Regions from separate parts of the Homo sapiens genome. Here region 1 is linked to region 2. A link is a contact called in ENCODE Hi-C or POLR2A ChIA-PET data. All regions are on one chromosome and are shown on one strand. The core of a region is the stretch at or near the end of the contact, and the rest is flanking DNA. Distances in the headings are between cores, read along the strand shown.

Region 1 (4,901 bases), core at 1,400-3,899, 520 kb after region 2:
AGATTAGACTATTGGCAGAGGAATAAATAGGAGGGCTGAGACTGAGAGGCTTTAGGAAGGCAGGCGTAACTGGACTTGGCAACAATGGAGAGGAAGGAGGTAGAGGCTATTTGAGTTTCAGTTCTTGGCAGAATGTTGGGGTCACTGATATAAATGAGAGTATTTGGCCTTTATTTCATCATCTTATCATCAAATGGCAATACCATACCTAAGCTGGGATGCTACGTAGGTAAAGGATTAGGACTGGGTTTATTTACTTCACTGGTCACTAGAGTAGCTTTTACAAAATTGACTGCCTTCAAGGGCCTTCCAGGTAATGCACGCCCCAACACAAGCTGTATTTGTCTTCTTGCTGTTCCCCCTCCCAGGACCTCTGCGCTCGCTGTTCCCCTGCCTGGAACACTCTTCCCCCAGATTTCCATGAGGTCCACTCCTCATGTCTTTCAGGTGTATCCTCAAATTTCACTTGCATCTTGCATAGGAACCACCTCCTCCTTGCATTCCTAATCCCCCTGAGTAATCACTTGCTAGTATACTATATCTACACTATGTAATTTATTTGATTTATTGGGTATTGTCTATCCCTACTAAAATGTAATCTCCAAAAGAGCAAGGATTAAAAAAAAAAGTTTTTCTCTCCATTGTTTTTCCAATACCTAGAAGAGAAAATTCTGCACAGCCTGACCCTAGAAGGGGCTTGATTATTTTCGCTAAGGACTTATGGCTAAGTGAGTGATTGAACTGTGTAACCAACAGGTAGTGATGGAGCCTGAGGGAACTGGTGATTGCATAACTCCTCGCACGCCCCCAAAGCTGACAAAGGCATTCAAATCAAGATTTAAAAGAATACAGTACCTGCCACTCAGAACTCTACTGCAAGCTGGATTATGTCTATGAAGCCCCAGGCTTTGACCCTTGCTCTAAATAGAGCTAAGGATAAAACCAGGTATGCATCTGACCCTCCAGTTCTCAGTTTGGAGGGTTTCTAAGAAACACCATCTCCCCACCCAATATGGCAGATCTTGCTGATTTAAAACACATGCAGAATTGAACCATTTCCCACAATAAGAAGAAAGTGATACACAATCCCTTCCCCAAATATTTGTTTGCTGCCCCATAGCTACGAGTTGACAGTTGTTAGACATGGAACAGGTTACCAAATGAGGTTGCAGAAATCTCTTTCTCTGGAAATTCTTTAGAAGAGCAATGTGCTTTCTCTCTAGCTAGGGAAATTCTCTTGATTCCAAGCTGTTACAATGAGATTACTGGGCTGCTTTCTTCTTCCATTAATAAGAATATAAAAAAGAATTCTTAGGTCACCAGGTCAAGCCCCAGAGGCCTTCTGGGTAGTGTGACTCTGACAGTCATCTTTCTGGGATGGTTTAGATGGTGTGGGGTGAGGGGTTGGGAATGGCGATGTTCCTCAGCTGTGGATGAGCATGATCATAAGGCATTTCCTTGTAAGGCTGGGGAAATAGTAGTGGCTACCTAGCTAGATCAGGTTTAAATGCATGCCACAGTTACTCTTCCAGTTTCTTGTGAGAGGTCTCTGTTTGAAAGATAGAGACGCTGAGTCTTTGTGACTGAAGGCCATGATTGTAATATTGAGCACTCTGTAGGTCTGTTGAGGGGATTCATAACATACATTGAAGAAAATATTTTCCTTGCTCCTACTAGGTTACTCCCGCCATGATTCTTAGAAAGATTTGAGTCTATCCAATTTTTTCTATTCCTACTCTTTTTGCTTGTCATTTTTATATGTGCTTACGTGACACAGAGAGCAAGCATGCTGTGCTTTGTACATAAAAACATTCCATGAACACAATAAGGCATTGAGTGCATTTCCTATCCTATTTTCTATAAAGGTTTACTGGTTTCAAAGTAATTTCAGACTCCACTGATCCCATTCAAAGCCTTTGATTCTTACTTGGGAGGTATCTCTCACTCAGGAAACTGAGGCTCAGAAAGTTGATGGAGTTAGTGCAGGATTACCTGACCTAGAAGTGGTGGAGTTGGCACCAGAAGGAAGTTCTTTGGACACCACATCCTGTGTTTGTTTCTACTCCCAAACTGCCTTGTGGTATGGAGTTTGAGTCATCTATATTTTCTCACCCAAGTCCTCTTTTGACTAACTGCAGACCTGTGTGAGATGGGCTTACCCAAGTCAGACATGCACTTTCTGGGCACAGAAGCCAATTGGGCCACATAGCAAGTAGAAGTTAGGGCTGGGTGATTGATTGATTGGTATCCCACATGGAAAGATTTGAAGCAACTAATTTGCTCTAATATAAACTGCTACTTACTGTGCACTGATGCCAGATGTTGAGCTCATCACACCTTATTTTGCTGAATTCTCATATCATTGGGAGATGCAGGTTTAGGTAATAGTTTTGTACTGCCAAGGAAGCTGCTTATCTGACTTCACAAAGTTATATAACTCGGAAATAGTAGAACCAGATTTCAGACTCAGGTCTTCTGCCCCCAAAGTCGCTGATTTAACTACTATCCAGTGATTTCCAAGCCAAGTTGTAAGGACATTCCAGGCAGAAATAGCCATACCTGTAAATGCTATAGAAACATGAACCAGCAAAGCAAGAGAGGAGTTGCAATGGCTAGAATTGTGTAACTTGCCTTCAGCCACGTAGCCATGGTGGCAGAGCTAGGATTTGAATTCAAGTCTTTGTGACTCATTGTCATGAGGCCATACTGCCTGTCAGGAAATGGGTTTGGTCCTCACACTGTAAGTCTAGATAGATCAGTGTGGTGAAGGCATCTGGGTATTCACTTGGTACTGTGGGTCAAGGTACTACCAGCAGTCACAGATGGGTCAGCAGCAAGTGTTCTCTAGATCACATGTCCTTTCCACAGGATGAGTCTCTTGGGCAACAGGAAATTATCTGATGACAGAGGTGAGCAGTATGGTATAATGGAAAGAAAATAGACACTGAGTTTGAATTCTGGCTCTGCAATCTACTGGCTGTGTGACAAGTGCAAGTTCCTTAACCTCTCTGTGCCTGCTGTTCACCCTTTCCCTCGCCAATCATCCACTTCTTTTATTTTGTTTTATTTTTTTTGAGATGGAGTCTCATTCTGTCGCCCAGGCTGGAGTACAGTTGCATGGTCTTGGGTCACTGCAACCTTTGCCTCCTGGGTTGAAGCAGTTCTCCTGCCTCAGCCTCCCTAGTATTTGGGACTACAGGCACATGGCACCACACCTGGCTAGTTTTTGTATTTTTTAGTAGAGATGGGGTTTCATCGTGTTGGCCAGGCTGGTCTCAAACTCCTGACCTCAAGTGATCTTCCCGTCTTGGCCTCCCAAAGTGTTGGGATTACAGGCGTGAGCCATTGCACCCGGCCCCCACTTGTTTTTCATGAAAAACTAATATTAAATGTTTCTTTTGGAGGGCTTTGTAAGGATTAAATAATATGTATGTCAAACATATGGCACATAGTAGATGTTCAATATATGGCAATGCTTTATTAATATGACTTGAAAAAAATTACTGCTTTTCTTTTTTGGACATTTCTCATAATTATGTGAAGCTCTTGTTTGAGGAACATGTTAAATAGTAAGAAATGGAATTCTAAATTATAAATCTGGTATTTCCAAACAGGAAAAAAATAATTATATATTTTAAGGTGAATTTCACTAAATGAGGATGGACATTTTTGAGTTGACTTTTATGGGATTTAAAAGGTTGTAGTCATGTTTTAAGTTAATAGAAACTGGTCGCTCATGCTTTTTCTATAAAGGAAACCATAGAAACAAAAATAAAAAATAGAATTAATCGATAAATCTATTATTCTACAACTTTAAAAATTATACAAACAAGTGTAAAATCTATATCCTCCTCCTGCAGTTCCACCCTCAGGAGCAACCACTATTAACAATTTGTTGCATATTCTTTTTTTTAAAACCTTACTAATATATCATGGATGTCTTTCCATTTTATCTTTCATAGCTCAACTCGTTTTAAAAGTATTTAACAGCTTGATGTATGATTTATATATCATAAAATCCAGCCATTGTAAATGTATAATGCTGTTATTTTGTAAATTTATACAGTGGTGCAATCATCACCTACTCCAGTTTTAGAACACTTATTACTCCAAAAGTTTCCTTACACCTGTTTGCAGTCAACCCCAAGCCCCAGTCAGAGGCGCTTTCTGTCTTTATAGGTGTTCTTTTTAGAAATTTTATATAAATAGAATCACATAGCGTGCTTTCTTTTATATCTGGCTCTTTTCACTTAGCATAATGTTTTTAAGGATCATCCATGTTGTTACATATATCAGTAGTTCCTTTTTCTTGCTGAGTAGTATTCTGTTATATGGATATACAATACTTTATTTAACAGTTGGTTAAACTATGATGGATATTTGGTTGGTTTTCAGCTTGGGAATATCAATAATGCTGCTATGAATATTCACATACAATTCTTTGTGTTGATGTATGTTTTTATTTTATTTTATTTGGTTTGTTAATATTTTGTATTGAAGTTGCCGGGTTGTGTGGTAAGATGTGGCTGTATTTTACATTTCCATCAGCAATGTATAAGGGCATCACTTTCTCCACAATTCTCTAACACTTGGTATTGTCAGTCTTTGTGATAATATTCTAGTAAGTGTGCAGTAGTATCTTATTGTGATTTTAATTTGCATTTCCTTAGTGACTAATGATTTGAGCACTTTTTCATGTGTACATTGGCCATTTGTATATTTTCTTTGCAGAAGTGTCCACATCTTTTGCCAATGTTATCATTGGGTTGTTTTTCCTCTTATTATTTGAGTTTTAAAATATATTTTATATGCAAGTATATTATCAGATGTGTTGTTTGCAAATATTTTCTTCCAGTCTGTAGCTTGTCTTTTCGTTTTCTAATTGTTTCTTTTGAAGAAAA
Region 2 (4,818 bases), core at 1,504-4,003:
GGCCTCGGGAGGCTCGGAGCCCGCCACGCCCCAGCCCTCTCGCAGGGCCGGGGAGCCACGGGGCCAAAAGGAGGAGCAGGTGGAAGAAATCCAGGCTCAGACCGTCGGAGTCCCCACCCATGAGCACCCTTCTCCACTGATCACTCAGAACATGGTAGGCCCTAGAGAGACAGCAGCCCGAATCTTCCCAGAAACCCTGCAGGAGATTCCTTCTTCCCATTTTATAGAAGGGAGGCTGAGGCTCGGCACGTTGAAATGGCTTGACCAAGGTCCCACAGGCAAAAAAATGGTACAGCAAGATATTGTAACCCAATATCTGGCTGCAAAACCCAGTCTCTCCCCAACCCACCTATCGTCACCGAGATTGTAAAACTTCTAACCGGGAAGAATCAAATACATGCACAACGGGTTACAGGTTAACAGACAGATGGGAGCGGAAAGGGACATTCCAGCGCTTCCCTGGGCGTGTCGCACAGGGCAACTCCAACCACAGGCGAATTTTCCTGGGTGACAGTTAAACTCCTTTTTGCATGAAAAAATACAGATTCTTATTAAAACAATAATCGATTAGACTATAAAACTCTCAAAGTTATTTCGGATCAAAATTATTTTCGGCTGTTTCCACACCTTTTTTTCTCGATTGTGCAGAAATTCTTCACACCGTCTGCACAGATGGGCAAACTGAGACCCGGACGAGTCCCATTGAGAGAGAGAGGCAGAGCCGGGGTTGGGAGAAGACTGAGATTTCTGGGATCCGGCTTGGGGTGTTTCCGCTGGGTGGGGGCGCCGGTTTGCGAAGAGCTTTCCTCGGACAGCTACTGCTGATTTTTGTCGCTCAGCCAGCCAAGTGGGGGCGATTCTGAGTAATCGCAGGCAATCAGCGCGGCTGGGGTTAAAAGCGAAAGGGACTCGCGGGCGAACGGCCGGGGAGGGCGGCGGGCACAGAGCCCAGACGCCGGCAAAGGCGGGGCGCCGCCGGGGTTCCCTCGGTGCGAGCGCGCGCGGCACTTCCTGCTTTTGCTCCTCCCTGCGGTCCTGCCGGCCGTTGTAAACTGGCGCTGCGGGCCACACCCGTGTTCCAGGCCCGCTAACCCACCGGCGGCCCCAGAGCCCCAGGCGGCCCCAGAGACCCAGCCTCAATCCTCAGTCCTCGTACAGTCCTCAGGTCCAAGTTCTGGCCATAGGAACGCCAGCCAGATCTGCAGCTCAGCTAGCTGAATTTCAGGTTCCAGAGACCTGGCCCTTTTCTTCCATGTAGGGGACAGTCAGGTTCTCTGGCCTGGGTTTTCTAAAAGTACCCAGAGTTGAACTACCTTCCACTCAGCAATCCCATTACTGGGTCTGTACCGAAAGAAAAATAAGTGGTTCTTCCAGAAAGACACATGAATCCCTATGTTCATCGAAGTGCTATTCACAATAGCAAAAACTTGGAATCAACCCAGGTGCTTGTCAATGGTGGATTGGATAAAGAAAATATGGCTCATACACACCACGGAACACTATGCAGTCATAAAAAGAATGAAATCGTGTCCTTTGCAGCAACATGGATGCAGGTGGAGGCCATTATCCTAAGTGAACTAATCAGGAAAAGAAAATCAAATACCACATATCCTCACTTATAAGCAGGAGCTAAACAATGGGTACACATGGACATAAAGGTGGACATGATAGACACTGAGGACTACTAGAGTTAGTGGGAGAGGGAGCAGAGCAAGGGCTGGAAAATTACCTCTTGGGTGCTATGCTCACTATCTGAGTGACAAGCTCAATTATACTAAAAACCTCAGCATTAGGCAATATACCTTTGTAACAAACCTGCACATGTACCCCCAATTATAAAATAAAAGTTGGGACGGGTGCAGTGGCTCACTCTTTTAATTCCAGCACTTTGGGAGACAGAAGGGGGAGGATGGCTTGAGGCCAGGAGTTTGAGACCCACCTGGGCAACAAAGTGAGACCTCATCTCTACAAAAAATTTAAAAATTAGCTAGGCATGGTGGCGTGCACCTGTGGTCCCAGCTACATAGGAGGCTGAGACAGAAGGATTGCTTGAGCCTAGGAAGTCGAGGCTGCAGTGAGCCATGTTCCTGCTACTGCACTCCAGCCTAGGCACTGGGCTGGACACCGTTTCAAAATAAAGTAAAATAAAAGTTGAAAAAAATATATAAAACAAACAAAACAACCCACACTTGACATTTGCTGACTATATGGCCTTGGGAAAATTACTTAACCTCAGTCTCAGTTTCTGCATCTGTAAAATGTGAGTTACTGACACTTACCTCATATAATTGTTGTGAGAAGTAAATATGTGCCTATCTGTAAAGGCCTAGAACATTTGAAAAAAAACTAATTAAATGCTATGTTTTGTTATTAGTGTTAGTTAGGCCTAGGTAGGAATCTTGTTTAGGCCACTTAAGAACTGGATGACCAGGCAGGTGTACTTTCTTCAGTTTCCCCACCTGGAAAAAGGAGTTTATTACACTTTATGTCACAGGGTGATGGTGAGGTCCCCATTATCCAGCAATTCCACAAGTGATGATGTTTGCAACTCTTACTGTTTGCCAGCACTGTCTTAAGCATTTGACCCTTATTAACTCATTTAATTCTACAATTACAGTATGAGAGAGGTATTAAGAGCATCCCATTTCACAAATAGGAAATTGAGGAACGAAGAAGTTAAATGACTTACCCAAAGTCACACAGCTACTAAGTAGGACTTGAATCTACAAAGTTTGGCTCCTTATTCCATATTCTTAATTCCTGCAGGATGTATCAGACACAATGCTAGGCAATGGGCATGCAGCCAGGAATGATACCACACACAGCTGCCTCCTCAACAAAGGCAAGGGGTTCCTTTCTGAGCTTATTGGCATTCCTTATATATGATTAAGCATTGCATGCATATGCTATATTTTATATAATAAGGTGGCTTGCACACCGTAGATATTCAAGATTGTTGGTTTCCCTCACTGTAATTTTTGGGGGTCCAGTTCCAAGTGCTTACATGGAATGTGGAGGGAGGTTAGGTTTTAAGTGATAGAGAAGTTGGTGTCTAATAGATGCTCCACATACCTAAGTTCCCTCGTCTGTGTACTTAGTGATCTTCCAGCTAAAGAGAATAAAACAGCACAGGCTTAAGGTTTAGACCTTTTAACAATAATAATAATTACTTCTGCCTTTGCAGAGTAATTCTGTTTCTGTAGAATTATGTCTGCACTGTGGGGTTCCCAGAATTGAGGGTAAATTTACTGTATTTATCACTTAATCATTTCCAAAACAGCTTATGACTATGGCATCTTTAGTCAAAGGCCCAGAATTCTCCTCCTACCCTCTGTCTTTGGAGTCCCCGTGGTAATTTTTGCTGTAAATGGCTAAAGCTATTAAATATAGTGTACATCTTCCTGCCATGGAAATATAAGCTGTCATTACATTCATTGCTTAAATGTTGTGATTATTTCAAACTTGGCTTTTGTATTTGAAGCCTTGAGTTAAATGTGGAAAGTAAGGGAGAAAACGGATAATGGTTAGAAATAAAAACGTGCAGTGGATAGGTTTCCAAAGTAATAAAAAGCCACTTTAAATTTCAAAAGATTTTAAACCTGTGTAGTTCCAGACAGAATACCCTAAATTCCCATCAAACATTGTGTCTCTATTCTGAGGGTCAGAACCGCCTTGAGGCAATTCAATGAACTCAACTGACAACAAAGAATTAAATCATTAATTTCTGCTTGTAAAAGAGATAGCCTGTGGACAACACTCAGCAGATGGTAGGTATTCACAAGGAAACTATTATGATTAGAGACAGGGATATGGAGAGAACAAAGACAGTATACTCAGCTGACATTTATTGAGCACCTACTATGTGACAGTTGCTTTCAAATCCATTATTTCAAATAAACCTCAAAATAAGGCTATGAGGAAAAGATCATATTATAGAAGAGGAAACTGACACTCCAAGACGCTTGTTAACTTGCCGAGAAAGTGAGTGGCAAAGTCTGAGTTGGAAGAAGTTGGGTCTGACTTCAAGTTCAGTATCTGATTCGCTGCACCTCTCTGCTTTTTCCCTGTATGCCCAAATGTCAGTCATTTTAGAGCTGGAGGTGAGGATCAGAGGGGACTTTAAGATCGCCTCACCCAGAGTTTCTCTGCCTCTTTTATAATCCAAGTCACCCTAGATAAACACAAAAACCTTACATCCTCTTTTAATGAGTTTCAAATTCAAAATAAGCAAAATATCATGATTCAAAACAAATCAAAGCAAGGGGACATTTTCAGTATTTTGTTTTGAAACAAAACAAGTCTTTCCAGCACTTTTGTTTCCAGCTCCGTGCCTCCACCAACCTCACTGGAGAGCTGGTGATCCTTTGCCCCCCTCCTCCTAGTCATTGACTTCCAAGGAAGTTGAGCTCAGAGCGGACTGACTGACTAGCTTGTGACATGGTCAGCTCTTGAACTCAGGTCTGCCTGACTCCAGTGTGGTATCTTTTCTGTAAACACCCTGCTTACTTCATAGCCTGGTCTCTTACTGAACCCCAGCTCACAGTCCACACTTCGGACTGACTTTATCACCTCTAGTTTCCAGAATGTGTCCTCCTCCTTCCTGGCCGTTGCTCAGGCTTTTCCTCTCCGTGGAACACCCTCACTACCGCTCCTCCCCGCTTGTCTGGGGAGCCCCTGTTCCCCAAGCTTCAGCTGAAATGCAGCTTACTTTAGGAGCTTTTCTGGACTCCTGCCTATATCCAAATGAAGGGGACTGATTCCTTTTGTACACGTGCCCATGTACCCATGTAGAATTATCTTTTGGCATTTGCTAACACT

The links. Hi-C counts contacts between places; a loop is a spot of excess contacts on that map. ChIA-PET counts read pairs that join two places held with the same protein, here RNA polymerase II (POLR2A). Pooled maps may share reads with other maps.
Region 1: a map with no recorded cell type shows a loop between it and region 2 (12-fold over the local background). The contact joins two enhancer-like sites. A Hi-C loop is called at or near these places in 3 of 37 single-sample maps with no recorded cell type and 4 of 50 pooled maps. POLR2A ChIA-PET finds 5 or more read pairs at or near these places in 1 of 52 experiments (activated naive CD4-positive, alpha-beta T cell).

The regions. Positions count from the first base shown.
Region 1 is chr1:59,331,087-59,335,987 of GRCh38, forward strand. The region is part of intron 2 of FGGY (FGGY carbohydrate kinase domain containing); the gene reads left to right. Among named protein-coding and RNA genes, the nearest start is that of FGGY, 36 kb to the left of the region's middle. Within about 2 kb of position 2,650, at least 3 of the 41 ENCODE cell types and tissues checked have a DNase peak (open chromatin) inside an H3K27ac peak, as active enhancers do.
Region 2 is chr1:58,815,463-58,820,280 of GRCh38, forward strand. All of the region lies in intron 1 of JUN-DT (JUN divergent transcript), which reads left to right. LOC101926907 (a long non-coding RNA gene) reads left to right here. Exons shown (of 2, transcript XR_246327.5): 2 at 1-580. Among named protein-coding and RNA genes, the nearest start is that of JUN-DT, 33 kb to the left of the region's middle. RefSeq lists an enhancer at 1-458 and silencers at 1-99, 912-1,061. Within about 2 kb of position 2,754, at least 3 of the 41 ENCODE cell types and tissues checked have a DNase peak (open chromatin) inside an H3K27ac peak, as active enhancers do.